3 separate regions of the Homo sapiens genome follow, and all the other regions are linked to region 1. Evidence: read pairs that join two places in POLR2A ChIA-PET (ENCODE). Cell type or tissue: OCI-LY7. All regions are shown on one strand. Links, peaks and the distances in the headings refer to the core of each region. The heading gives the core; the rest is flanking DNA. Region 1 overlaps DENND5B-AS1 (DENND5B antisense RNA 1). Region 2 overlaps BICD1 (BICD cargo adaptor 1). Region 3 overlaps BICD1 (BICD cargo adaptor 1).

Evidence for each region. ChIA-PET counts read pairs that join two places held together with the same protein. Peaks named below come from ENCODE experiments on the same cell type or tissue, not always from the same donor. Only the 100,000 strongest peaks of a DNase experiment are listed, where the experiment ranks them.
Region 2: POLR2A ChIA-PET joins it to region 1 with 6 read pairs; 2 of 35 experiments call an interaction of 5 or more read pairs at or near these places.
Region 3: POLR2A ChIA-PET joins it to region 1 with 5 read pairs; 2 of 35 experiments call an interaction of 5 or more read pairs at or near these places.

Annotation. Positions count from the first base shown.
Region 1 is chr12:31,598,670-31,608,804 of GRCh38, forward strand. DENND5B-AS1 (DENND5B antisense RNA 1) reads left to right here. Exons shown (of 3, transcript NR_046909.1): 2 at 3,011-3,185. Among named protein-coding and RNA genes, the nearest start is that of DENND5B, 13 kb to the left of the region's middle. In OCI-LY7, for the core only: no CTCF peak of the experiment used is centred there; DNase peaks (open chromatin) are centred at 4,962 and 5,252; H3K4me3 peaks cover 1,648 bases; H3K27ac peaks cover 3,016 bases.
Region 2 is chr12:32,113,729-32,123,863 of GRCh38, forward strand. The region is part of intron 1 of BICD1 (BICD cargo adaptor 1); the gene reads left to right. Among named protein-coding and RNA genes, the nearest start is that of BICD1-AS1, 11 kb to the left of the region's middle. RefSeq lists enhancers at 5,187-5,803, 6,609-7,318. In OCI-LY7, for the core only: no CTCF peak of the experiment used is centred there; no DNase peak of the experiment used is centred there.
Region 3 is chr12:32,148,392-32,158,526 of GRCh38, forward strand. The region is part of intron 1 of BICD1 (BICD cargo adaptor 1); the gene reads left to right. Among named protein-coding and RNA genes, the nearest start is that of BICD1-AS1, 46 kb to the left of the region's middle. RefSeq lists an enhancer at 7,403-7,904. In OCI-LY7, for the core only: no CTCF peak of the experiment used is centred there; no DNase peak of the experiment used is centred there.

The DNA.
Region 1 (10,135 bases), core at 2,121-7,120:
AAATAATATAATATAAAATTCCAGGCAAGCAGCTTCAGGAAGTCTATCATGGAATCACAGGTTCTCTCCAGTTGTAATAAGAAGTCAAGAGGATATAGTGGGTTGAATTGTGTCCCCAAAAAGGTGTGTCCAAGTCCTAATCCCTATACCTGTGAATGTGATCTTATTCAGAAATAAAATATTTGCAGATGTAATTGAGGATCTCATCTTGAGATCCTTAATGCAGTGCAATTATAGCTGAGTGGGCCCTAAACCCAATGACTGGTGTCCTTATAAGAAAAGGGAGATTTGAGATATTGAGACACACATAGGCGAAGATCATGTGAAGACAGAGACAGAGCTTGGAATGTTGTTGCCACAAGCTAAGGAGTGCCAAGCATTGCCAGCAGACACCAGAAGCTAGGAGAGAGGGATGGAATGGATTCTCCCTGGGGGTCCCCCAGAAGGAATCAGCCCTCCTGACACCTTGGTTTTAGCCTTGTGGCATCTAAAACTGTGAGAAAATTAACTTCTGTTATTTAAACCACCAAGTTTGTGGTAATTGGTTGCAGCAGCCCTAGGAAATTAATGTAGAGGGGAACCTGCAAGGGCCCAGCCTGAAAAAGGAACTAGAGACCTAGGTAGGTTACCAGAGCGGAACCCAAGATACTAGGACCGAGGGCTCCTGGAGAGAGACACTTGCATATAAGGCAGAAGCTAAATTCTAAGGACCTACGTACAATGACAAAGTCTAAATACAAAAGACGGTGACAGGACTTGGTAGAAGGTCCAAGCAGAACCCATTTGTAGCAGAAAATGGGGCAGGGATAGGCCTGAAAATCCACATCAAGTGTCCTCATCTATGGGAAGGAAAAGCTCTAAATAGACCAGAAACTGAAACAGGGTAGTGGTGTTGTTGTTGTTGTTGTTGTTGTTTTGTTGTTGTTGTTGTTTTAAAAGCAGAGACAAAGTCTCGCTATATTGCCCAGGCTGGTCTCAAACTCATGGGCTCAAGCAATCCTACCACCTCAGCCTCCCAAAGTGCTGGGATTACAGGCATGAGCCACTATACCCAGCAGGATTTGGGTTTTAAAAGGTCAATCAACAACTTCATCTTTCTTCCCTAAGATTGGAACCAATTGAGAAATAAGATATAGGATGCCAACAGATGGAGAACAGTTTCTATTATTAAATGTAGCCTCTGTTAATGCTAAAGCCGGCTGGGCACGGTGGCTCACACCTGTAATCCCAGCACTTTGGGAGGCTGAGGTGGGCAGATCACCTGAAGTCAGGAGTTCAAGACCAGACTGGCCAACATGGCAAAACCCCATCTCTACTGAAAATACAAAAATTAGCCAGGTGCAATGGCGCACACCTGTAATCCCAGCTACTCGGGAGGCTGAGGCAGAAGAATCACTTGAACCTGGGAAGCGGAGGTTGTGGTGAGTGCAGATAGCACCACTGCACTCCAGCCTGGGTGACAGAGTGGACTCTGTCTTTAAAAAAAAAAAAAAAAAAAAAAAAAAAGGTAAAGCTGATCTGAAGAAAGAGCAGGTCTGTGGCAGAGATTTGCTACATTACTTTCCATCCCTTCAATCTTTTCTTCCCGCTGACCAAACCCTGGCTCAGGCCACCGAAGGGGATATTTGAATCTGTAGAGCATCTACATTTAGTTCAGTATTGCTGTCCCATGTAAGCCCCAGGTGGGAAGGAAATAGAAGACTCTCCAATGCTTGCTAACTTTAATTAGATTAGCGCCATCCAATGGAGAAATGAAGACCATGAACTACTTTGCAAACCTAGCAGGCAGGGGAGGGGTGAAGTGGGGGCCAACAGTGTTACTGTAGTAGAAGTTCCTCTACATGGAAACGTGAGGCAAGAGGAAAGGAAGTTCCTCCCTAATAGGTGGCTGTTTAATCAGAATCCATCCCCTCCTCCTTCGTTGTGTAGTGTTCATGTCCTTCACATGGTATTGGGTTTACACCTAGCTCTAGGATGTCTTTGTGAACCTATATTCCTTTTAAGAGTTACTGACTCAGGGATGAACAGTTATCCTAAGCTGGCCTAATTAGGATGAGGTTCAGAACTTTTGTTTGATAGTTGGAGAAAGGAACATCCTCTTCTTACCTTGGGTGTAAATATGATATATACCGTCCCAAAATTACCAGTAGCCTTACAAGGAAAGCCAGGCCAAGGATGAAGCCAATATACAGAATGGAGCAGAGCCAAGAATATCACTGAAAAGTAGACTATATTATAAACTCTGGCTCAAATCATACAGGAAGCCTACTCAATATCTGGAATTTGTCAGTTAATGTGAGCCAATGAATTCCTTTTATTGTTTCAGCCAGTTTGAGTTATTTTCTTTAACTTTCAACTGAATGTTTACTCTCAAAATAAGGGGAATAGTCTCTAAGATCCCGTCCAGTTAAAAAAAAAAAAAAACCTTATGAATCTAAAAGGAGGCCAGGCGCGGTGGCTCACACCTGCAATCCTAGCACTTTGGAAGGCCGAGGTGGGCAGATCACGAGGTCAGGAGATCGAGACCATCCTGGCTAACACGGTGAAACCCCGTCTCTACTAAAAATGCAAAAAATTAGCCGGGCGTAGTGGCGCATGCCTGTAGTCCCAGCTACTCGGGAGGCTGAGGCAGGAGAATGGCATGAACCTGGGAGGCGGAGCTTCCAGTGAGCTGAGATCGCGCCACTGCACTCCAGCCTGGGCGACTAAGCGAGACTCCGCCTCCAAAAAAAAAAAAAAAAAAACTGAAAGGAAAGAAATATAATTCCATATTCTAGAAAAAGCCCCAGAACTAGCTCTTCTTTCTTCTTTTCTTTTTTTTGGGGGGACGGAGGCTCGGTCTGTTGTCCAGGCTGGAGTGCAGTGGCGCGATCTCGGCTCACTGCAAGTTCTGCCTCCCGAGTTCACGCCATTCTCCTGCCTCAGCCTTCTGAGTTGCTGGGACTACAGGCGCCCGCCACCAGGCGCGGCTAATTTTTTTTTTTTTTTTTTTTTTTTTTTGTATTTTCAGTACAGACGGGGTTTCACCGTATTAGCCAGGATGGTCTCAATCTTCTAACCTCGTGATCTGCCCACCTCGGCCTCGCAAAGCGCTGGGATTACAGGCGTGAGCCTCCGCGACCGGCCAGAACTAGCTCTTCTTAAGGATGTGACAGTGATCTGCACTAGAGCTTCAGGCAGCTAAGGTAGGCTTTCCTGGAAATCAGCCCATAAGATGAGAAAGAAATCTTTTTTTTTTTTTTTTGAGAAGGAGAGTCTCGCTGTGTCACCCAGGCTGGAGTGCAGTGGCGCAATCTCGGCTCACTGCAACCTCTGCCTCCCGGGTTCAAGCGATTCTCCTGCCTCAGCCTCCTGAGCAGCTGGGATTACAGGCGTGTGCCACCACGCCCAGCTAATTTTCGTGTTTTTAATAGAGACGAGGTTTCACCATCTTGGCCAGGCTGGTCTTGAACTCCTGACTTTGTGATCTAACCACCTCGGCCTCCCAAAGTGCTGGGATTACAGGCATGAGCCACTGCGCCTGGCCCAAGATGAGGAAGAAATTTTAGCAGCCTTCTGCAGAAGGTATTTTCCTGGGTTGGCTGGGTTCCTTCCATCAAACCAAAATCAAGAGTATATGAGTAGAAATTAAAATGCAGATTTTCTATCAAAAGTTAGAATACTCATACCCTCTGATTCATCAATTCTGCATCTCAGACTTTCTCCTACAGAAATATGCAAGTAAAGAATATGTGTACAACGTCCCCTGAAACATTGCTCATTATATTTAAAAGTGGAAACAATCTTATTCCTACCAATAGGAAATAGGAAGCAGTTAGCTGGGTGTGGTGGCTCACATCTGTAATCCCAGCACTCTGGGAGGCAGGAGGTTCCTTTGAGCCTAGGAGTTCAAGACCAGTCTGGGCAACATGATGGAACTCTGCCTATATTAAAAATAAAAAGTAAAAAATATAAAAAAAAATTTTAAATAAAAATAAAAAAGACAAAAAATGAAGTGGTTAAATAGATTCTGGTATATCTGATACAATGCATGCTAAGAATGAGGTTACACTGATGGAAAAAATATCTAATATATGGCTGAATATAAAAGGCAAGAAAAGACAGCTGGGTGTGGTGGCTCACACCCATAATCCCAACACTTTGGGAGGCTGAGGTGGGCGGATCACTTGAGGTCAGGAGTTCAAGACCAGCCTGGCCAATATGGTGAAACCTCGTCTCTATTAAAATTACAAAAAATTAGCCAGGCTTGGTGGTGCGCACTTATAGTCCCAGCTACTTGGGAGGCTGAGTCAGAAGAATCACTTGAATCTGGGAGATGGAGGGTTGCAGTGAGCTGAGATCGTGACACTGCACTCCAGCCTGGGCAACAGAATGAGACTCCATCTCAAAAAAAAAAAAAGCAAGAAAAGAAAAATATATAGTTCCTATTTTTGTGTTAAAAATAAACTGTATACATGTTTGTGCATGAAAACATCTGAACAGCTTCCATTTGTTATTTTTCATATTTCTATATTGTTAAAAATTGACAACAGGCATCTATTGCTTTTTGTAATTCAAAGCCTTTCTTTCTTAAGTCCGTGTGTGTTTCTGTGAGAAAAGATGATCAGCATTGTGAATCATGGCTATTCTTATATAAATCACTCAAATTTGTAACTATTATAATGACTTATTAGTGAGACTAATTTGAATAACTATACATATATGCATATGTATACATGGATGCATGAACATTCATTAATTACTCAACAATTCTTATAATGCCTACTATATGCCAGGTAATGTTCCAGGGATATATCAATGAATAAAATCCTAGAGATATATAATGCTGTACATATATACATTCAAAATAGTCTGAAGAGTATAAATAACTATGAAATTGAAAGGATTAGCCAGGTGTGATGGCATGTGCCTATAACCCCAGCTACCAGGGAGACTGAGGTGGGAGGATTGCTTCAGCCCAGAGTTGCAGGTGGAAGTGAGCTATGATCGCACCACTGCACTCCAGCCTGAGTGACAGAACAGAGACTTTGTTTCTTAAAAAAAAAAGTAAAAAAAGAGAAATGAAACAAAGTTTGCATAATTTTCAATCATCAAAAAAACCAATTTGGCTACTCAGTGATTAACTTGATTTTATGTTACAAATTTGTAATCTTTCTCAATTCCATCTAAAAACCTTAAGGTTGAAAACACTCCAGTAGCCAACGGAATAACACTATCAGTCTTGATCTGAGTATATTTTGGATCCAGCATCTTTAAACTCTGGCCACATGCCAGACTTTGAACCTGAGTTCTCTGTTACAGACTTCACATGTGATTTCTCTCTCTCGCTCTCTTTTTCTTTTTTCTTTTCTTTTTTTTTTTTTTTTTGAGATGGAGTCTCACTCTGTCACCCAGGCTGGAGTGTAGTGGTGCGATCTCAGCTCACTGCAACCTCCACTTCCCGAGCTCAAGTGATTCTCCTGCCTCAACCTCCCATGTAGCTAGGATTATGGGTGCCTGCCACCATGCCCCCTGCTACATACAATTTCTCTTGTTCTTTTTTTTTTTTTTTTTTTTTGAGATTAGGTCTCACTCCGTCATCTAGGCTAGAGTACAGGCACAATCATGGCTCACTGAAGCCTCCACCTCCCAGGTTCAAGTGATCCTCCCACTCAGCCTCCCAAGTAGCTGGATCACAGGCATATACCAGCACACTTGGCTAATGTTTCTTTGTTTGTTTGTTTGTTTGTTTGTTTGTAGAGACTGAGTTTTGCTGTGTTGCTCATGCTGGTCTTGAACTCCCAGACTTAAATGATCTGCCCACCTCAGCCTTGTGAAGTGTTGGGATTATAGGCATGAGCTATGGAGCCTGGCCTTCACATGCAATTTCTAACACCTCTTTTAAATCACAGAAATCTCACTCATCTATTCTTTCCCACTTTGAATTCAGAGGCACTTGTAACTGGTCCCACACCTTTTAGTATTGCAATATTATTCTAAGTGTATTAATTGTTTTAGTCTGTTTGGCCTGCTGTGACAAAATGCCATAAACTGAGTGGCTTATAAACAACAGAAATTTATTTACTGCAGTCTGGAGGCTGGGTAGTCCAAGGTACCAGCAAATTCATTGTCTGGTGAAGGCTAGTTTCCTGGATGATAGATGGCACCTTCTCACTGTGTCCTCAGGTGGTAAAAAGAAAAGAACTAGTTCTCCTGGGGTCTCTTTTATAAAGGCACTAATCCCACTGATAAGGTACCCGCCTTCATGACCTAATCATCTCCCAAAGGCTCTACCTCCCAACGCCTCACATTGGGGGTTAGGATTTCAACATGTGAATTTGGGGAAGACACAAACATTCAGACAATAACATTAATGTTTTCTTCCCTACTTGTGCAGCTAAGAGCTTCCGGAGGTAGGGAGCTGTTTTCTCTCACCTCACATCCACACATCACACAGTTTATACTTTCAGAAGATTGATTGATTAAATGCATCCCTCAGCCTCCCCAACAAAGGCCGTATATCTACTCTAAAAATAGAACACAAATCCTCTGTCCTTTTTAGTCATAATCAATGTGACTGTTCATAAGGCAATTATTTTAAGTTTAGCAATTTAGCCATAATCCCATTATTGAATTAGGCTTGAAATCTTAGAAACTTCAGGATGTTTATTTGCCATGGCTCCCTTCTAAGCAAACATCATCCTCCAAGTCTATATCCCCTCCACAGGCATCATTTCTAAGGAGCAATGTTAGCTTACATAATAGTTTTTGGAAAATGTTTTGGAAAGTATCTATTCTGTTTGAGGAAAAGTATGGACTCATTCTCCTCTCTCTCTCTTAAGAATTCTTCTCCTGTGACTATTTCCTTTAACTTCAGACTCAAACAGTAATTAAAGATGGCAAGAAAAATGCCAGGAGAAAAGCCCATTTAATTGTACTGTTGGAATAATTGTTCCTGACTTCTAGCTTGCCCATTGTAATTTTGTGGGTTGGGGGGAGGAAAAAAATTAGTATCAGACTGCAGCAATCTCCAAACGAGCCAAAATTATAATCTGGTGAGTGCCTATTTAAAGTAACAGAATCCAAGGCAACATAAGAGGCTTAATTTTGGCTATGCATGTTATTACCTAAGAGTAGGAGAGAGCATTATCTAGTAGCAAAAAGCCAGGAGCATGAATCAACCACTTTAGATTTATACTCCCCTTTAGAGTTTACGATGGATAAAATAACTTTATGTCCCTGTGTTTAGCTTCTCTGTCCTTAATATATAAGCAAACTCTCTATCATTCAGCGAAATTGTTGTCTATATAAGCTGAAAAAAACATCAAGCTCCTCAAACAGGTTGACTAGTAAATAAATGGCCCAACACAAAAAGGGTAATCTCAGTTTTAATTTTTTTTTGAATTGACAGATAAAATTATATGTATTTACTGTGTATAACAATATTTTGAAGTATATATACATGGTATAATGACTAAATCTAGCTAACATATGCATTACCTCTAATCTCAATTTAAATTGGGGAAATCATACTTTTCTTTTACTTTTTTTTTTTTTTTTTTGAAATAGAGTCTCCCTCTGTTGCTCAGGCTGGAGTGCAGTGGGACTACAGGCGTGTGCCACCATGTCCAGCTAATTTTTTTTGTATTTTTAGTAGAGACAAGGTTTCACCATGTTGGCCAGACTGGTCTCAAACTCTAGACCTCAGGTGATCTGCCAAATTCAGCCTCCCAAAGTGTTGGGATTACAGGCGTAAGCCACCTCACCTGGCCATATTTTTCTTTTTCTATTTTCAATTTTAAAAAATGTATTATTAAGTAGAGACAGGACCTCACCATATTGTCCAGGCTGGTCTCCAGCTCCTGGGCTCAGACAATCTTCCGGCCTCTGCCTACCAAAGTCCTGGAATAACAGACGGCAGACATGAGCCATTGAACTTGCCCCATATTTTTCAAAAGTGAAATTTTGCAGGCACCTGTAGTCCCAGCTACTCAGAAGGCTGAGGTGGGAAGATCCCTTGAGCCCAGGAGTTCAAATCCAGCCTGACAACACAGCAAAATCCCATCTCAAAAAGAAAAAAAAAGGCCGGGTGCGGTACGGTGGCTCATGCCTGTAATCCCAGCACTTTGGGAGGCCAAGGCAGGCAGATCACCTGAGGTCAGGAGTTCAAGACCAGCCTGGCCAAGGTGGTGAAACCCTGTCTCTACTAAAAATACAAAAATTAGCCAGGCGTGGTGGTGGGCACCTATAATCCCAGCTACTTGGGAGGCTGAGGTGGGAGAATTGCTTGAACCCAGGAGGCAGAGGTTGCAGTGAGCTGAGATCACGCCATTGCACTCCAGCCTGGGAAACAGGAGGGAAACTTCGTCTCAAAAAAAAAAAAAGAAAGAAAAAAAAAGTGAAATTTTTTCTCTAAGGTAGATTATACAGCCGATCCTGAACAACACTGGTTTGAACTGTGTGGGTCTGCTTATATGCCAATTTTCTTCTGCCTTTGCTGCCCCTGAGACAGCCTGTTCTTCCTCCTCCTCCTCAGCCTACTCAATATGAAGATGATGAGGATGGAGACTTTTATGAAGAGCTACTTCCACTTAATAAACAGTAAACATACTTTCACTTCCTTATGATTTTCTTCACATTTTCTTTTACTTAGCTTACTTTAAGAATACAATACATAACACATATAACATACAAAATATGTGTTAATCAACTGTTTATATTATCCATAAGGCTTGTGCTGTACAGTAGGTTATTAGTAGTTAAATTCTGGGGGAGTCAAAAGTTAAATGCAAATTTTCTACTTGAGGAAGTGTCGGTGCCCCTAACGCCTATGTTCAAGAGTCAACTGTAATTCAAGTTATACATTTTAATTTTTTTCTTACACTAGTAAATACCAGACTGAGAGGATTGAAGGTTTGACTCATTTCACACATCTTTGCTTGATCTCCTTAGCTCTTATAAACATTATTAAATGTACGGTCCTTTGTGATTAAATTATTATCATACGTGTGATATGAAATAGACTTCTGAGTTGGGCATGGTGGCTCATGCATGTAATCCCAGCAACTCAGGAGGCTGAGGCCAGAGCATCACTTGGGGCCAGGAGTTTCAGAGCAGCCTGGCAACATAGCAAACTCCATTTCTAAAAATTATTTAATTAATTCAATAAGAAAAATTTTTAAATGACTACTAAAAAATCACAAAAATAATAGCATATTTTAGCCTTTAAAAATTAGTAGAGATTGGGTGCAGGGGCTCATGCCTATAATCCCAGCACTTTGGGAGGCTGATGTGAGAGGATCACTTGAGGCTAGGAGTTTGAGACCAGCCTGGGCAACATAGTGAGAACCTGTCTCAACAAAAAATACAAAATCCAGCCAGATTTGGTGCCATGTGCCTGTAGTCCCAGCTGCTTGGGAGGCTGAGATGGGATGTGTAGAAAGTAAAAAGTTTTCTCTTCAAAATTTCCCTTCTTGTTAAAGAATAAATCATAAGTGTTAGAAGTAATAGTTTCTTTTAAAGAGTAACTTCCCTCAAGCCTCCTTGCTTTATGCTAATAACTCTTGGTTAAGCCCTATCCTATGTAGCTGCTAGATATAAGGGAATGAGTACATTCTATGTCTTTGTACTTTAACCAAGATATTTGTTTCCTTTCATAAGCAACTTCCTCTTTTTCTTTGTTCTCCTTTGCTTTTACCTATTTAGGAAAGTTTTAAGTTATTAGCCAGTCAGGTTTAATTTAGATTGTGAGGTCCAGCTCCAGCCAATGGAGACAGGACACATTAGCAGGGACAAGCTGTGTAAGGAATAAAATTGCTTCCCTCCTTTGTTCAGGTGTGGTCTCACCATTGTTCCATCTGTGAGGAGCACCCTTTCTGCAGAAGGTAAAATTGCCTTGCTGAGAAAACTTTTTGTCTAAATGCTGATTTTTCCTTGTGGTACCAAGGAACAAGCATTCTATTTCTAAATAAACATTTTTGGCGGGGGGAGGGATAGCATTAGGAGATATACCTAATGCTAAATGACGAGTTAATGGGTGCAGCACACCAGCATGGCACATGTATACATATGTAACTAACCTGCACATTGTGCACATGTACCCTAAAACTTAAAGTATAATAATAATAAAATAAAAAAATAAAAAAAAACACAACAT
Region 2 (10,135 bases), core at 2,825-7,824, 520 kb after region 1:
AGCTGGAATCTCACTCTATCACCCAGGCTGGAGTGCAGTGGTCTGATCTCAGCTCACTGCAACCTCCACCTCCCAGGTTCAAGCGATTCTCCTGCCTCAGCCTCCTGAATAGGTGGGACTACAGGTGCCTGCCACCATGCCTGAATAATTTTTTTTTTTCCAAGACAGAATCTCGCTCTGTCGCCTAGGCTGGAGTGCAGTGGCGCAATCTCGGCTTACTGCAACCTCTGCCTCCCGGGTTCAAGTGATTCTCCTGCGTCAGCCACCTGTAGATGGGATTATAGGCGCGCGCCACCACGCCTGGCTAGTTTTTGTATTTTTTTTAGTAGAGACAGGGTTTCACCATGTTGGCCAGAGTGGTCTTGATCTTCTGACCTCGTGATCCACCCACCTTGGCCTCCGAAAGTGCTGGGATTATAGGCATGAGCCACCGCGCCCAGCCTAATTTTTGTACTTTTAGTAGAGAGAAGATTTCAAACATGTTGCCCAGGCTGGTCTGAAATTCCTGAGCTCGAGCGATCTGCCTGCCTTGCCCTCGTAAAGTGTGGAGATTACAGGCATGAGCCATTGTGCCCAGCCACATAAGTCCTTTTAATTCATGTTTTCTTTGCTGGGGAAGCGTACATTGCATGATGGATTCAGATCCTCAACTTTCTTTTTTTTCTTTTTTTGAGATGGGGTCTCATTTTGTCACCTAGGCTGGAGTACAGTGGTGTGATCGTGGCTTACTGCAGCCTTGACCTCCTGGGCTCAAGCAATCCTCATGCCTCAGCCCCCAAGTAGCTGGGACTACAGGTGCACACCGCCATGCCTGACTAATTTTTGTATTTTTTTTGTAGACACAGGGTTTTGCCATGTAAGCCAGGTTGGTCTAGAACTCTTGAGCTAAGGACAGTCCGCCTGTTTTGGCCTCCCAAAGTGCTAGGATTACAGGCTAACTTTCAATTTAATAAAAAAAATTAATTTGTGCAATTGGTTGTTATTTTATAGAAGCCTAATTTCTAGAATATGGGATATAAACAATTTAATAATGTTTTCACCAGTTAGTTTGATTGCTTTCTAAATTAGGAAAAATGAAAACAAATAAACGATGGGCAAAAAAGCTGACTGGGGACAGTAAGGTCTAAGAAGGCAGCCTAAGTGGAAAATTAGCCCTTACTCACCATTTAGGGTTATGGGGGCTGGGAGCAACAGTCCTCACTGCTCACTGACTAATCTTTATCAATCTTATTTAATCTTTATTGAAGATGCATTAGCATTTTTAATTTAAGTGGGTTTTTTTCCTCTTTTCTTTTGGTGGGGGGTGTGGGCGGCGGGGGAGTTTCAATATGTTGACCAGGCTGGTCTTGAACTCCTGGCCTCAAGCGATTCTCCCTCCTCAGCCTCCCAAAGTGCTGGGATTACAGGCATGAGCCATTGCACCCAGCCTTTTCTATTTTTCATTTCAAGAGTTTGCTTTTTAAGAATTAAAATTGTGTAATTATGACAGTTTTTATTGCAGTACTCCAAGCTAGAGAAAAGCATATATAAATTAATAGTTTTCCCTTCTTCTCCCACAGTTCTGTCTCTGTTGTTAACACTTTGCTGAGTATTCTTCTGTACTTGTTTTAAATGTCTTTAAACATATAGGCAGGGTTTTTGTGTGTGTGGTGTTTTTGGTTTTTTTTTTTTTGCTGTTTTTCTTCCTTTGTTTTTATAAAAACAGGATCTTGCAGCCTGGTGTTTTAAATTTAGTAGTATGTCCTTTCAAAAGGCAGGTATTTACGAGACAAAGCTGCATTTTTAAAGCACTGGTGAAGTGTGAAGAAAATGAGACCGATTAGGGAAGAAAACCCGAGAAGCTCAGAGTTTGGGTGACCCTGGGGATGTGGGAAGGTGGTGAAAATGGTACCCTGAGGGTAGCATGGATGGTAAGTGAAAGAGGAAAAGGTGTAGGTTTGCATAAAAGAAACTGATGGAATTTGGATGCCCAATAGCAGACCCAGGGGAATGATACCAGGGGAAAAGATGGACAGTTTTGTGGGTAAATTAGCAGTGATTTTGATTCCTTGTCTTGTTAGCTGCTGATGGAGATACGTGTATCAGCATAATACCTGGCTAGTTTCCATGGCCGGCAAGAGCCAGTCCTGCAGTGTGACCACATCCTGTCCATTCTGGGTCTTGGTGGCAAGCCAGGATGATTCAGGCAGTTGGGCTTTATTACGTTATCCCTTCTTTGCCCTCTGAAAGCTGAGTTTTGAAATAGTTAGGATCTTATACAACATCTCAGATTCAGCATGCTGTGCAGGAGGTGGGGAGAAAAGGGTACAAAAGAGGAAAATGTTCAGTGAAGGTGTTATTACAATGGAGGGGAATATGAAAGTGGAAATTGATACCTTTTCCTCTTGGGATTTAATTAAGTCTATAAAATTAAGGTGTTGCAATACATAATGTCTATGATTTTTTTTTACCAGCTCTAAATCTCTGAGATGGCTGTGTTTTAGAGCTGCATGTTCTGCTTATTTACTGCCTGTCCTTTACATTTCAAATTCATTCAATATTTTTCCAAAGTACAGAATAGTTTTGCCTAGTTGCAGTAATTTTCACCTAGACTTCAGGGATCTTCCATCAACTCTTTTATGTATTTTTTCTCCTTTGTTTTTCCACTCTGGTCACTCAGTTCTAGCCAAGATAGTCCACCTTATTTTAGCACTTGTACTATGTCTCTGTCTCTGTCTGTCTGTCTGTCTGTCTGTCTCTCTCTCTCTCTCTCTCTCTCTCTCTTTCTCTCTCTCTCTCTCTCTATATATATATATATATATGTAATTTTGAGATGGAGTCTCACTCTGTCGCTCTGACTGAAGTACAGTGGTGCGATTACAGCCCACTGCAGCCTTGACCTCACAGGTTCAAGTAATCCTCCCACCTCAGCCTCCAGAGTAGCTGGGACCACAGGTGCACACCACTATGCTGGCTATTTTTTTTTTTTTTAACCTGATTTTGTTTTTACTGGAGGCTCAGGTGGCCCAACTAATTTTTAGAAATTATTATTTGCAGAGATGAGGTTTTGTTATGTTGCTCAGGCTGGTCTTGAACTTCTGGGCTCAAGTGATTCTCCCACCTCAGCCTCCCAAAGTGTTGGGATTGTAGGTGTGAACTACTGTGCCTGGCCTTCTACATTTTTTTTTTAACCATTTCATAGTTCCCTTTTTCTTTGAACACTTGGTCCAAACTCACTTTTCTTCTGGATTCATATTTTCTGATCTCACCTATTATGTTATAGAACTGATATGTTACGTTTGTTTTCATTGATGCGTCTGTACTTGGCTTCAGAGAGCAGAACAAGGCCCTGTGAGTCACTGGGAGCCAGATTTTGGATCAAAATAAATCACTTTCTGACAAGTGTAGTTGTCTAGTAATGGAATGAGGCAGTCTTCTTAGGAAGTAATGAATTCCCTGTCACCAAAAGGGAGAAGCTAGTGAGCCACTTGCTGAGAATACTCTATGGGGAGTTGTCCTTAGGAAGGGGTATATCTAGAATGATCTCTAAGGTTCATTCTTATTCGGATTTCTTTGATTTTTATCATTCCAGGTGTTCCAAATAATTTGATAAGTTTATGTTTTTTATACTTTTCCCACCACCAGAGCAGTGTTTCCAACATGGTTAAATTGTTCTGCTTTAATGTTTGGCATTTCACACTATTTGATGACTGTAAACATTTGGAATGTTTTCACAGTGTCTCAAAACTTTATTTTGATTTATGTTTTGCTTTATTTTCAGAAGAAAACTAATGGGTAATATAAAGCTTTAAGATGAGTGTATCTCTAAATTTGGAGAGCTTTCAGTGAAACTGTACATTTTGAAGCTACGTGGTTGCATTGAGGGAGGTCTACAGCCTCCAGAATCTTCTTTTTCACACACACGGGCACATGTGCATGTGCATGACTTTATATTTTGTCATTTACGCTTAGTCATATATATATATATATACACAAATATATATACACACACACACACACACACACACATATATATATATATATATATATATTTTTTTTTAAGACCATATTTCGCTCTCGTTGTCCAGGCTGGAGTGCAATGGCATGATCTCAGCTCACCGCAACCTCCACCTCCCAGTTTCAAGCAATTCTCCTGCCTCAGGCTCCCGAGTAGCTGGGATTACAGGCATGCACCACCATGCCCAGCTAATTTTGTATTTTTAGTAGAGACAGGGTTTCTCCATGTTGGTCAGGCTGGTCGCGAACTCCTGACCTCAGGTGATCTGCTCGCCTCGGCCTCCCAAAGTGCTGGGATTACAGGCGTGAGCCATCGCACCGGCCCGCTTAGTCCAATATTTTATTTTATTTTATTTTATTTTATTTATTTTTTTTGAGATGGAGTCTCACTCTGTCGCCCAGGCTGGAGTGCAGTGGCGCGAACTCGGCTCACTGCAAGCTCCGCTTCCCTGGGTTCATGCCATTCTCCTGTCTCAGCCTCCCAAGTAGCTGGGACTACAGGTGCCCGCCACTACGCCTGGCCAATTTTTGTATTTTTAGTACAGATGGGGTTTCACCGTGTTAGCCAGGATGGTCTCGATCTCTTGACCTTGTGATCCGCCCGCCTCGGCCTCCCAAAGTGCTGGGATTACAGGTGTGAGCCACCGAGCCTGGCCTAGTCCAATATTTTATAATCTGCATCGTCAACTAGTCAGGCCCCAGAATCTGTGGGTTCAGCATCCTTGGATTCTGCATCCTTGGATTGAAAATATTTGGAAAAAAAATTGCATCGGTACTAAACGTATACAGGCTTTTTTTGGTCATTGTTCCCTGAATAATTCAGCATAACAGCTATTTACATAGCATTTACATCGTATTAGGTATTATAAGTAATCTAGAGATGATTTAATGTATACTGGAGGATGTGTGTAGGTTACATGCAAATACTACACTATTTTATCTCAGAGACTTGAGCATCTGTGGATTTTGGTATCTGCAGGGGGTCCTGGAACCCCCACACCCTCACCCAGACTGAGGGATGACTGTATTTACGTTATCTACCACTCTGATGTTTTCTTTTTGCTTTAGATTGCCCATTACCTCTTCATCTGTTTCATTTATTCATTCAAAAATTTGTATTGAGTGGCTACTGTGTCGGGCATGGTGCCACTTGCTGGAGATACAGCGTTGAACAAGACAGACCCAATGGGGCTGCCTGGGTGGAGCTTATGTTTCAGACTGGGAAGAGAGTCAACGAACATCCACACATATTTCAGTTGTGAGAGGTGCCATGAGGGAAGAGACAGACTGGCTGGGGAAAGCGTGATCAGGCAGTCTTCCCCAGGAGGTGAGACTTGAGCCCAGACCTGAATGATGACAAGGAGCCAGTCATGTGGAGACTGGGGAATGTGATTTTTAAGAAGAGGACAAGTGCCAAGATCTGCGAACTCTGTTGTAGTTGTTAGGGGAAGGGATGGGTTACCATGCTCTGTAAAAATGACCATTCATATTTGAAATATGACCATTCTGTAACACAGTGTATTGCCTACTGGATTTTTCTAATGAGGTATTGGGTCTCAACATTGGAAATGTTTGAGCAGACCTTGGATATCTCCCTGAGGTCTTCTCTGAGAAGAGGTGGGTAGGAACTAGTGACTTTCAATACAGACTGTATGTTAGAATCACCTGGGTGATTTATAAAACTACTGCTGCCTGGACCCCACTCCGGGAGAGTTAAATCACTCATTGGAAGTGGAGCCTGGCTTCAGCATGTGAATCCCACTTCCCTTAGAGATGCAGCCAGGGTAAAGAACCCCTCTTCTATATTTCCAACTTGAGGACTAAATGACCCCATGGGCGTAGAAGTGTTTAGTAAGAAAATCTAGTTCCGGGTGCAGTGGCTCATGCCTGTAATGCCAGCACTTAGGGAGACCAAGGCAGATGGATCATATGAGGCCAGGAGTTTGAGACCAGCCTGACCAACGTGGCGAAACCCCATCTCTATTAAAAATACAGAATTAGCTGGGCATGCTGGCATGCGCCTGTAGTCCCAGCTATTCGGGAGACTGAGGCATGAGAATTGCTTGAACCCAGGAGGTGGAGGTTGCAGTGAGCTGAGATCGTGACACTTCACTCCAGCTTGGGCGACAGAACAAGACTCTGTCTCAAAACAAAACAAAACAAAAAACTGGGAAGTTATGAGCTAATACATAAACCTTCATTGCACAGTCTTTTAAAATTTGTTGTTTCTACTTTCTGAAAATGAAAATATTAAATCCTTCCTGAAAACAGAAAATATCAAAAACTTAACTGCATTAGACAGAGATATATGTTAACTTTGAGTGCATTTAATTTTGTATTCTTGAGTACTGTTTAAAGTGTCTTTTAAAAGTTCTCTCTTATTGTGTCTATTTATTTTATTCTGTTTGCAGTTTTTATGCCAACTTTACACATTTGTAAATAGAATATTTAAAAAGAATTTTTTTTGAGGGATTGATCTCTAACTTCTTGGTGACTTATAGTTGTTCTTTTGGTTGTACATCTTTACTGTTTTCCAACATTTTAAGGAGAAAAAGCACTACTCTCAAATGTAATATTTAACTGCTGTGTTTCTATCTTTAAATATAGAATTGAAAATGAGAACCTGTTTATATTTATGGGAGCAATAGCAATATGTGTACAATAACAGTAGCAATTTCCTTAAGAATGTTCTGTTGCAGTTTGGCGTGGGTCTGTGATAGAAGGTTCAGAATGATGGGTCTTTGTTTTTCTCTTGCATACTGCAGAGTAATGTGGAATCAAATACCACTATTGAAGAGCTCTTAGTCATCAATTTTTGAAACTGAAAGAGGTTTATATTGTAAGAAGGATGGGCCCTGTTGATAAGCCTCACTGATTGCTACTTGCTAGATGGTTTTAGGAGATATCTTGAAGTTGACCTTGTGTGAGGTTACTGGATGGAAACAGCATGAGTTTAATCTTGTACATGACTTCTTTTGTTGAGCTGGAGATACTATTGTCTTGCAGATTATCTCTTTGGCACGCATGACCATTTTTTTTTTGTCTTTTAAATCACAAACTGGCTTTCTTTCTGCTAAGGTTGGTGTGCTTAGATTCTTTAAGCTCCAAATCTCAAGAAAATATAGGAAGGAAAATCAACCATTAGAGAGAGAGAGAGAGAGAGAGAGAGAGAAAAAAAAAAGGAAAAAATATAATGTGCTCCAAACTGATTATAAATAGCTTTTGAATTGTTGGCTCCATAGAATTTTTTTTTTTTTTTTTTGAGACGGAGTCTCGCGCTATTGCCCAGGCTGGAGTGCAGTGGCGTGATCTCAGCTCACTGCAGCCACCGCCTCCTGGGTTCAAGTGATTCTCCTGCCTCAGCCTCCCGAGTAGCTGGGATTACAGGCGTGTGCCACCATGCCTGGCTAAGTTTTTGTATCTTTAGTAGAGACGGGGTTTCACCATGTTGGCCAGCCTGGTCTTGAACCTCTGACCTCATGATCCACCTGTCTCAGAGTGCTGGGAGTACAGGCGTGAGCCACAGCACCTGGCGTCCATAGATAATTTTAAAAATTCATACCAGATCTTAATTAATGTTGGCATTAAAAACTAATGGTGGCTCATGCCTGTAATCCCAGAATTTTGGGAGGCCAAGGTGGGTGGATCACTTGAGGTCAGGAGTTCAAGACCAGCCTGGCCAACATGGTGAAACCCTCTCTCTACTAAAAATATAAAAATTAGCTGGATGTGATCATGCGTGTCTGTAATCCCAGCTACTTGGGAGGCTGAGGCAGGAGAAACTCTTGAACCTGGGAGGCGGAGGTTGCAGTGAGCTAAGATCACTCCATTGCACTCCAGCCTGGGCGAGAGTCTTGTTCTGTCTCCAAAAATAAAAATAAAAATAAAAATAAAAATAAAAATAAAAGCGCTGAGGTGGAAGGATGGCTTGAGCCCAGGAGGCAGAGACTGCAGACAGCCAAGATCGCAACACTGCACTCCAGCCTGGGCAACAGAACAAGACTCTATCTCAAACAAACAAACAAACAAAGAAAACCTACGGTTAATGATATAGTGATCTGAACAACAGAAGATCTCAGTTTGTCAAATTTTTTTTTTTTTTTTTTTGAGACAGGGTCTCACTCTCTTGCCCAGGCTGGAGTGCAATGGTGCAATCTCGGCTCACTGCAGCTTTGACTTCCCAGGCTCAAGTGATCCTCCTGCCTCAGCCTCCTGAGTAGCTGGGACTACAGGTGTGAGTCACCACACCCAGCTAATTTTTTTGTATTTTTTGTAGAGACAGTGTCTCACAATGTTGTGCAGGCTCGTCTCAAACTGTTGGACTCAAGACATCTACCTGCCTCAGCCTCCAAAGGTGCTGGGATTACAGGTGTGTACCACTGTACCCAGCCTCAGTTTGTTAATATTTTACAATAATTTAGAAGTAGAACCCTTTCTTAAGGCTGGGCGCGCTGGCTCACACCTGTAATCCCAGCACTTTGGGAGGCCGAGGTGGGTGGATCACGAGGTCAGGAAATCGAGACCATCCTAACACAGATCGAGACCATCCTAACACAGATCGAGACCATCCTGACTAACATGGTGAAACCCCCGTCTCTATGAAAAATACAAAAAATTAGCCGGGCTTGGTGGTGGGCGCCTGTAGTCCCAGCTACTCAGGAGGCTGAGGCAGGAGAATGGTGTGAACCTGGGAGGCGGAGCTTGCAGTGAGCTGAGATCGCGCCACTGCAGTCCAGCCTGGGCGACAGAGCAAGACTCCGTTTCAAAAAAAAAAAAAAACAAATAACAAAAAAAGAAGTAGAACCCTTTCTTAAGAGCATTCTCAGGTCTTCTATCTTAATTACTGTAGTTATTTCCAGTCATGTTTTATAATCAGGTGCTATTTTTCATTGTGGCATAATAAGTAATATATTTTTGTAAATCATGTTGAAGTGCTTGAGACAATACAAGCAATTATTTGCTAAAATTTAGACCAGGGTCTCAAAACAACAATTACATTTTTAGATAATGGTCACAGTAAGTCTTTTCAGAAAAAAGCAACGAAGAAAGCTCTAGACCAATGAGATTTTAGTCATCATTAATCAATGCCAAGCGAAAAAATCTTAAGATGTATTTAAATTTGTGATGCCAGTGTGATTCAGAAATTTGAAAAATGGATTTCAAAGTAATGCTGTGAGCAGATAGGTCATTGTATAAACATAACTAATGGTTCATTCATTCATTCCTACAATAATGATTCAGTGTCAGATTTGGGTGTTGAAAATACAGCAGAGAACAAACACAACAGAAGGTCCATATTTGCGGAGCCTACATTTTGTGGGGGAAGAGAGATGATAAACAAAATGAATGAGTTAAGTAGATAGCACGTTAGATCATCCAAAATGCTATGGGGGGAAAAAACCCTGGGAATAGGGAGATGGCATGTGAAGTGGAAGAAGGTTATGATTTTCAATAGAGTGATCAGAGAAAGCCTCATTGAGAAGACACACTAAGGAGGCCATGTGGCTGGAGGGGACTGAGTTAGGGGGTGAATAGTAGGTGAGACCAGAGGGGGCCACATGATGTAGCAGCTTCTAGATTATCAGGACTTTGGCTTTTGCTCTGAGTGAGATGGGAAACTTTCAGAGAGCTTTGAGCAGAAAAGTCACAATGTTCTGCACTTTTTCCTTCATTGAGATAACCTCTGCATACATTCAAGCACGACTAAGACCCCCTTCAGGGAAAAGAAGTTTTCATTAACTCAGTATCCCATGAGGTATATGGCATTCTCTTCCTTCCCACCATAGCAGGTGTTTAATAGGTGGTTATGGTATTGCACTGATTTAGGCTGGGAAAAAATTAAAGATGAAGTTATTAAGACAGCCAGTTGTGGTCGGGCACAGTGGCGCACGCCGGTAATCCCAGCAGTTTGGGAGGCTGAGGCGGGCGGATCACCTGAGGTCAGGAGTTCAAGACCAGCCTGGCCAACATGGTGAAACCCCATCTCTATTAAAAATACAAAAAATAAGCCAGGCGTGGTGGCAGGTGCCTGTAATCCCAGCTACCCGGGGGCTGAGCCAGGAGAATAGCTTGAACCTGGGAGATGGAGGTTGCAGTGAGCCGAGATTGCGCCACTGCACTCCATCCTGGGCGACAGAGC
Region 3 (10,135 bases), core at 1,857-6,856, 550 kb after region 1:
GAATGTGATTTTCCCACTGTCCTTCTCTGACCTCTCGGCAGTTATACAATTCTTATTGTAAAATAAAGCTCTATTCTGGTTTTGTGCATCAGTCTCCTGTGGGTTTAATTCACATGCAAGAGCGTCCTCGAGCCTGAATGAGCCTGGAATGGAATACAGTTTCCCAGCCCATGAATCATGACCTGAATCATGTCAAATTCACCAAGTTATGCTCCCTTTTAAGGTCACTTGGCAGACAGGCAGGTAGGAACTTTCCTGGTGAACCCTCCCTGTATGACCATGCAGCTTTCCACTGGGAACTTTTACAGGTTGCTGCTATTTTTATAAAAATGATAGACTGTAATGTTGCCGGGGACAGTGGCTCATGCCTGTAATCCCAGCAGTTTAGGAGGCTGAGGTGGGAGAAACACTTGAGGTCAGGAGTTTCAGACCAGCCTAGGCAACATGGTGAAACCCTGTCTCTACTAAAAATACAAAAATTAGCTGGACATGGTGGTGCACACCTGTATTCCCAGCTCCTCAGGAGGATAAGGCACGAGAATCACTTGAACCCGGGAGGTAGAGGTTACAGTGAGCCGAGATCACGTCACTGTACTCCACCCTGGGTGACGAAGTGAGGCTCTGTCTCCAAAAAAAAAAAAGAGTTCTGTAATTGTAAAAATGTGACATAGGCATTCTCTAATGTGCAATGAATAGTCATTTTTAAGCATTTCATACATTGTTCCTGTACTGCACTGGGTCTCCTTGTGCTGAACTGCATGGGATAGGCCATTTCCATACAATCTCATCCTCTGAATAAGGAACCATGATGCTCCTAAAGACATACTAAATATAGATCTTGGGTAATATTGGAGTCAGTGCTGGTCATCAATGATTTTCTCTGTGATGATAGAGGGGGTCCACTATGAATGATAGCATTAATTTTGCTGTATGTTCTTGCATCATTGGTACATAATAATTCATAGACTTCATAAGTTATTAATATACAAGTTACAGAATTTAATAATGTAACCCACCTTTGATATGTTTTCATATACATTATGGGGAAACCATATTTTTTTGAAGTCAAGAAATGTATATTGCTTCATGTTGCAAAATTTGTATGCTATGTCAAAGAAGCATTGCCAGAAAATGATCTGAAATGTAGAACAATAAAGTTACATTATAGATGTCTTAGGTGAACCAAGAGAAAAATTAGTGTCAGAGTTAAAAAGATGCAAGTCAGGAATTAAGGCAAAACATTGACCCTATCTGACTTAGGAGAATTCTGGTCATGTGATCTTAAGAAGAGAGAGTAACTGACAGTTCTGGAGACTGGGAAGTCCAAATCAAGGCATCAGCAGATTCAGTGTCTGGTGGGAGCTTGCTGTCTGCTTCACAGATGGTGCCTTCTTATGGCATCCTCACATGGTGAAAGGGAACAAACAGCCTCCCTCAAGCCTTTTTTGTAAGGGCACTAATCCCATTCATGAAGGCAGAGCACCTACTTGTAATACTATCGTATTCGTTCGTTCTCATGCTGCTAATAAAGACATACCCACGACTGGGTAATTTATTTAATGGACTTGCAGTTCCAGGTGGCTGCGGAGGCCTCACAGTCATGGCAGAAGGTGAAGGAAGACCAAAGGTACATCTTACATGGCAGCAGGCAAGAGGGTGTGTGCAGGAGAACTCCCCTTTATAAAACCATCAGATCTCATGAGACTTACTCACTATCATGAGAATGGCATGGGAAAGACCTGTCCCCATGATTCAATTACCTTCCACCGGGTCCCTCCTACAACACATGGGAATTATGGGAGCTACAATTCAAGATGAGATTTGGGTGGGGACACAGCCAAACTGTATCAACTATCATACCTCTTAATACTATCACATTGGATTTTAGGTTCCAACATACAAATTTTGGGAGGACATGAACATCTGGACAGTAGCAATGCTAGTCCATTATTCTGGTCTGTCTGAAGGTTTTATCTAGGCAGGGAAAAGCGTATGTTTTTTCCTTGACCTTGAAAATTTAGCTTGGGCTTTCTTTGTACAAACATGAAGATCCTAGGAGAAGCCCAATCAATTTTAGAGAGACAAGTGGATGAAGATAGGGATTAAAAGAATTGTGCTTGACTGAGCAGAGAGACTGATGATCTGAAAGGACACCAGGTAAAATGTTTCTTTTTAGCTTTACAAATGCACTGCTTGTTAACATCTATGAATTCATGTACTTGCTTTTCCATGCTATAGACGGGTAACTTCCAGGGCTGCTGTGTGGCACAAGTTTGGGGAGTAGGGATGGAAATGGTACCCTTAAAGTTATGCAGTGCAGACCTGCACAACCTGACACAGGGGCCTTGGGTCAGTCCATGTCGGTGAGTGTATGATACTCTGATATCTTAAAAAAAAATAACATAAGAATCTGTAGGCTCTTGTTCAAAGATATTGCAGAGACAAGAACCCCTTCCACAGGTAAAGAAGGCACGTGAGACTCATGGCAAATTCATTGACTCTTCTGTCCGAGCATTTTCTTGTCATTTTCATTATAGCCCTTCCTTGTAATCTTAACATCAATGGTACCCTGCTTCTTAGCAATTTTGATAAATCTTTGTATTTCAGCAAATACTTGAAAAAAATGTAGGATCCACTGGCTTATATCTTCTGTGTAGGCATCAAAACAGATGGTGGTGGGGTTGTTGGGAAGATGGTAGCAGACAGGGTTGCTTAAAAATATAAGACTTCCTTGATGTCCAAGAATACTGAGATTTATATGATTAGAAATTTCTATACAAAGCTGGAAACAGTGGAGCATGTTCCCACATAGAAGCACAGGTTCCCAGCTCCCCCAGAGGCCCTCATACAGAGCTGCAGCTGCCTGTGATGGAGCCTGCACAGATTCTTCCAGTAGACAGTCACTTTCCTTCTTTCTTGGCAGTCTTGTGCCCTGACAGCCCTTCTGATGGCTCTGGAGCCTCTGGCTGCCTGCCTTCCTACTCACCAGGTGCAACTTGTTAATTACTTGCATGCAATATGATCACTGGATTATGGTACAGCTTTGGCTAAATCACTTACATTTTTCATTCTTATTAATTTGGAGACATGCACGTGCCAACCCAAGTACAATAAATGGCACACTGTTTATTGCAAGCACTAAATAGATACATCGAAGGTTATGTTCTCAGGCATCCCTAGCTTATAAGTGTACATTATGTTGATTTGATATTGGGTGATGACCAAACACAGTTGGTCAAATCCTCCCTCTGGGAGTTGGAGAGACATAGAAGGAAAGGAACAGAAATGCCAGTGGTGATAACAGGGACAGCAGAAGGAAGAGGAGCAGGGACTGAAAGCCACTGAGTCAGAGTACACTGAGGCATATGAGCAATACCTGAGTGGAATCTGTGGTTGCAGGGCATCCCTACCTCTGCCTGCACATCTGCTTCTTTCTTCCCTACCCCCAGTTTCCCTTTTTCTCCTTCCCTGTGGCCATAGTGGAAGATGGAGGCTTCACAGTTCCTGAGACTAGATGTCTTCAGTTCAAGCAGTCAGCAGAGACTTGTTTTTTTGTTGTTGTTGTTTTTTGTTTTTGTTTTTTGAGACAGAGTCTCGCTGTGTCTCCCAGGCTGGAGTGTAGTGGCGCGTTCTCAGCTCACTGCAACCTCTGCCTCCCGGGTTCACGTGATTCTCCTGCCTCAGACTCCTGAGTAGCTGGGACTACAGGCACACGCTACCATGCCTGGCCAATTTTTGTATTTTTAGTAGAGATGGGGTTTCGCCATGTTGCCCAGGCTGGTCTTGAACTCCTGACCTCAGGTGATCCACCTGCCTTGGCCTCCCAAAGTGCTGGGATTACAGGCAGAGACTAGTTTTTTTTAACTTTTTTTTTTTTTTAACAGTCTTGCTCTGTCACATAGGCTGGTGTGCCATGGCATGATCATAGCTCACTTTAACCTTGAACTCCTGGGCTCAAGTGATCCTCCCGTCTTAGCCTCCCAAGTACCTAGGGCTACAGGTGCATGCCACCATGCTCAGCTAATTTTCTTGCCATGATGCTGAGGCTAGTCTTGAACTCCTGGCCTCAAGTGATCCTCCTGCCTCAGCTTCCCAAAGTGTTGGGATTACAGGCGTGAGCCAATGCACCTGGCTGAGGCTGGTATTTTCAAATTTCAATTCTAGCTGTCAGGGAGAGAGAAATTGATTGGCCCACCAGGGACCAGGTGTTTGCTTCTGGTCCATTCTTCTATAACCAGGGAGACATTTATATATATAAACTTGGCTGCTGAGGCCCAACCCTCAAAACATAGAGATTTGAGCAACATTAGAATAAATTCTTTTATTTATGGAATTATTTCTATAGGCATATGTCATAACCTTTTATTTTCTTTTTAAGAAATCAAGTCTACTTAATATGATAATAATATAGTCAAAGAAGTACACAGCCACGTATGGCTGGATTTGATTTCTTATCCAATAGCTGGATCTGAGAAAAGGTTGTTCAGTTACATTCCAGAAGCTTCAGTAGCAAAACTGCTCTTTTTTCCCCCAACTTTTACTTTATATTCAGAGGGTACATGTGCAGGTTTTTTACTGAGGTATATCGTGTCATGCTGAGGTTTTGGGTATGAATGGTCCCATCACCCAGACACTGAGCATAGTATACAGTAGTTTTTCAACCCTTGCTCTCCTCTCTCCCTCTCACCTCTAGGCATCCCTAGTGCCTAGTATTGCCATCTTTATGTCCATAAGTACCTGATGTGTAGCTCTCATTTGTAAGTGAGAACATACGGTATTTGTTTTTCTTTTCCTGCATTTCTTTGCTTAGAATAATGGCCTCCAGCTGCATCTATGTTGCTGCAAAGGACATGATTTTGATTTTTTATGGCTGCATAGAATTCCATGGTGTTTATATACCACATTTTCTTTATCCAAGCCACTGTTGATGGGAACCTAAATTGATTCTGTGTCTTTGCTATTGTGAATAGTGCTGCGATAAACATGTGAGTGCCCTTGTCTTTTTGGTATTAATAGAGTGGTTTGTTTTCTTACGGATATATACCTGAAACTATTCTTGTTAAGTGAGTCAACAAGGCCCACCTGGCAGAAGAGGAAACCCAAGAACATTAAATCAGTTAAGATGGAGGCCAAGGCGGGTGGATCACTGGAGCTCACGAATTCAAGACCAGCTTGGGCAACATGGCGAAAGTTCATCTCTACAAAAAATACAAAACTAGCCAGGCATGATGGCGTGCACCTGTAGTCACAGCTACTCAGGAGGCTGAGGTGGGAGGCTGGCTTGGGTCTGGGAGGCAGAGGTTGCAGTGAGCCAAGATTGTGCCTCTGCACTCCAGCCTGGGTGATAGAGCCAGACTTTGTATATATATGTGTGTGTACATATATATATATGTGTGTGTGTGTGTGTATATATGTAATACATATATATTACATATCTAATATATATAATATATATGTAATAAACATCATGTATATATGATGTTTATTAGCCCTCCAATGCTTGAAATCAGGGGTTGGAATCAAGGCTAACCAACTCTGGTCTGGTCACCATCACTGAATGCTTGCGGTAGCCATGTGAACATTGTTTATTGTCGTATACTCCTGGGAGAGTCCCAGGGATGAGCTTTTATAAAGTTGCAGACGGGAAAGGGACTCTCACTTTGGAGAGAATTAAGCATGTCACCCAGTTGCCTAACAAGTTATTGCTGTGCAGGCAAAAAACAGACAAAAGACTCACCCAACTCTAAGATTTTTTTGATGGACTTCTCTAAGTTCATTATGATAAAGTTAATATTATGATTTTTCCAGTTCTCAATATTTTGGGTCTAACCCTTTTTTTATTACTTTATGTATATGTTCTGGGCTCCGTAGACTCTCTGGAGTGACAAGAAAATCTTGAAAAATAAAAGGCGAGGTCTATTGGAGAGCTGTTCGTGGATGATTCTGATACGTGCTCTTGGTTAAGAATCACTGCTCTGGTTTTCTTCCCAGTGCCTCTTACCCACCACTGTTAGATCAGTTCTTTAAACACCACTTAAACTCCCACTTTTGTCAGCAACCTCCTCTTGACAGTCAAGCTCCTTAGTCTGGCATGTAGCACTCACCATTACTTGGTGTGAGTCCTGAATTCTGAGCAGCCAGTGTCTCCTTATCTGTCACATTCGTACTCATTTTTATGACTTTGCAGGTCTTGCTGAAAATTCTTCCTTAACTTGCCTTGAGAACCACCTTTTCCACCAAGCATTCCCAATGAATGTAGCTCGTGGTGTTCTTTCCTTCCAAATTCCTGTTCTCTTATCTCTACTGCTTATAACCCAATACTTGACTATATATTGTCTTGTATAAATGAAGTCTTTTCTATCAAAGTAGATGTTCATTTTCTTAGGAGGAGGAATGTCTTTGGTATCCTGTACAAAATCTAGCATAGCCTGGTACTCAAAGTCACCTTAATCATACACTAAATGGTATCTTTATTGATGGGTTGTCGATAAACCTCCTGCTTTATCCTGTATCCAATTAAAATGATCCCTCGTCAGTTTTTCCTCTGATTCAAACATTTTACCCCACATTGTTTCTGCAATTAGACAGAAAAATAAGCATCTGTGAAGTCAACCTTTTTGCTTTTTTTACTCTGAAGTGCTGCTTTTTTTTTTCAGTAAGTTGTGGTTTTAAAAAAATCCAGTTATTTGAATGACATTTATTATTTTTGCAGTTAATAAATGTATTTTAAGTTTTTAAATCCACAGTGTAGATAAGGCCCTAGAAGCAAGTGTAGACTTCGTCCACAGCTGTACTCCATCGGCCACTGACAGTCTTATTGCATTATTTCAACGGCACAAGCAATCATTTACACTTGTTATTACCCAGGGGCATTTCAAACTGTTACTGAAATGCATCCATCCCTGGAGTAACCATCTGTGAATGGTAATGCCATAAGGTAGAGAGACTAAATCTAATTGATATGCAAAAAGGAGAATTTCAGCTGTCCAGCTATGGAGATTCAAATTGAACCTTTAATAGGCTGAGGATTTCAGCTAAATTTTTAAAATCATGATATCTAGTTCAGGCACTCATCTTTTAGGTTTCTCACAGATTAAAGTACAGCCGTCTTCCTTGAAGTAAGAACATCTCAAAGTCAAAAATACTTGTTTATTGTAAAACAAAATGCTACAGAGAAAGGAAAGTTCTTGTAAAATACAAAGAGATCGCTTTTGTTGCTATATAATAGCAAAGCAGCTGCACCTTTCCTTGGTTTTTACACTTGTTTGTGCCTCAAATTGCCTGAAAGAAAAAAAGGGAAAATAAGAAAATGCTTTCAGATTTCAGTTGCATTAAAACATAAAAAAAATTGGGAGCAACATTTGTTAAGATATTAAGATATAGTCATTTACATTAAGTGGTTTTATAAAAGTGATTTATAATCTTTTAAAGTTATCTCCCCCTTTCTTATGACACGTAACCCTAAAAGAGCCATTTAAATTAGCTGTCAGGCAAGATGTACCAGGCCTTTCCAGTGATCCCAGCCCACCTGGACATATCTAGCAATTCTGCAGACCAGCACATACTTCTGGAAAGATGTTGCATGGTGATTTATAGATCTGTGTGGACACATAACACCTTTACAATGGAGTGAGGTCTTGAAATAGCCCTGCTGTTGCTGCCCATTGAGAGATAAGTATTCTCCTGAGGTATTCCCCAACAGCTGGAAATGAAGTAGCAGCTCTTGTCAGTCTGTGACAGGAGTGGATTATCAGACATTTGTAAAGAGACAACAGCAGAATCAGGCCTTTTTGCAATAAAATTGCACACATAGATATTATTGCTCCTCCAGCGTTTCATATGCAGTGTCAAGGCACGCTACAGTTCAGGCAGCAGGCAAGCAGCTCTGTTTGAATGGTGGGACAAACATACCTCTGTGTGTGAGGTGCCTGCACTTGCCCTGCTTTGTCAGGGAGGACACAATGCCACTTTCTCTGCTCCTCAGCATAGCTCAATTCCAGCTCCCGGGATGAATTAATAAAGAGATATAGCCGAGGGCAGTCTTAGTTGGGGCTCAGGTTACCAGCTGTCACATTACTGAAATCTCAGGATATGCTTACAGTAATTGAAGGAAAGCACATTAGGGTTATATTGACTCAGAATGAGGCACTCTCTGGGAGATCACCGTGAACAGCATTTTGGGAGCAACCTAGATCATTTCCCCTAAAATTCTGACATTTGCTTTTTGGTCTTCTGGGCTCCAGGTACTTATTACTCTTTCCTGAAGAGCTGTTAACTGGCTGTCAAGTTTACATTTTGAAATAGTGCCATGATGGCATCCCTATGCTTGGTATTATTTACCCCACGGAGGAGATGTGTGTATTGCAGAACACTCATGTTTAGATCAGCCAAGAGAACTGCTTGGAACAATCCTAGAAGCAGGCAAAGCTGCATTTTATGTTCTTCATATATTATTTGAAAATTACTAGTGGTCAAGAAACATTCCAACTGTTTGAATTCTCCTCTCCAAACAGGAAAATTCTGTAAAATTGTTTTTCATATATATATGTATAACACACATACATTTTATAACACATACATACACATATAAGCATATACTAAATGAGTTAGTAAATATACAACACTTTGAACTGTTGCCTGGGATATAATTACTGGCATAATTACATGTGCTCGTTATTATTTTTCTAAATCAAAGGTCTGGTTTTCATAGGCTTAAAAAATAATAAAATTGGATGTTAATGGTACAAGTTTTGAAAATATTTGATATTGATTCAGGAGATGAAACTGTCTAGAAATTACTCTTGTCTATTATAATTAAGTCCAGAGTCTTATTTTCAGAGATAAGTACTTGATCCCTACTTTTGTGTGTCAATTTGAATTTAATTTTTTAATGCATGTCTTTTAATACTACCCTTTATTATAGATGCAGACGTTAATGAAGAATCCAGTCCCATTTGTACAAATGCCAAGGAGTTTACCCTCTATTGAAGGGATGAAATGTTGGTAGAGCAAATGCAGGTGTATTATTATGATTACTTTTGGATACTTTGTATTAACAAATTTTCAGACACATTCCTAAAGATTCTGGGGGGCTGGAGCAAGCAGGCAAACAGAGGTCCACATACTCTATGTGTAAATACTAAAAGTGATCAATCAAGGGTGCTCTCCACCCTTTCTGCTTCTTCTGGAAGCTACCAAGATTCCTGGGTGCCCAAGGATACCTGTTGGGTGGTTGCAGGGGCCACCTAACCCCAAATTTCCTTGCCACCATTCCCTTCATCCTCTCAGCATGACAGCTGGTTTCCTACTTTTCCTCTTCTTCCCCCTTTTTTCTGTCTTTGGCCAAAGCTTAGTGAATTTTACCTTAGAGATTTTACTTTTAACCTATTCCCATATTTTAAATGTTTCCACGTATTCACTGCAGTGTGCTGATGGTTGGAGGTGGTAATACAGTTTCTTGGTTAAGGTGTGGTCTTTGGAATTTGACTGCCTGTTTAGGTCCTGGCTCCCCACTATTAGCTGTGAGACCCTGGGCAAATTACTTAACTTTTCTGTGGCTCAGGTTCCAGATGTAAAATGAAATTTTTAAAAAAGCAACACCTTTAAGTTTTCTTAAGAATTAAATGAGGCTGGGCTCAGTGGCTCACACCTGTAATCCCAGCACTTTGGGAGGCTTACACAGGACGATAATTTGAGCCTAGGGGTTTTTTTTTTCTTTTTTTTTTTTTTTTGAGATGGAGTTTCACTCTTGTTGCCCAGGCTGGAGTGCAGTGGTGCAATCTCAGCTCGCTGCAACCTCCGCCTCCCGGGTTCAAGCGATTCTCCTGCCTCAGCCTCCTGAGTAGCTGGGATTACAGGCGCCCACCCCCATGCCCGGCTGATTTTTGTACTTTTTAAGTAGAGACAGGGTTTTGCCATGTTGGCCAGGCTGGTCTTGAACTTCTGACCTCCAGTGATCTGCCCACCTTGGCCTCCCAAAGTGCTGGGATTACAGGCGTGAGCCACCGTGCCTGGCCCAAGCCCAGGAATTGAGATCAGCCTGGGCGACACGGTGAGACCCTGCCTGTATAAAAAAGAAAAATTTAAAAATTTAAAATAAAAAAAAATTAAGTGAGTTAATATGTGGAAAGAATAC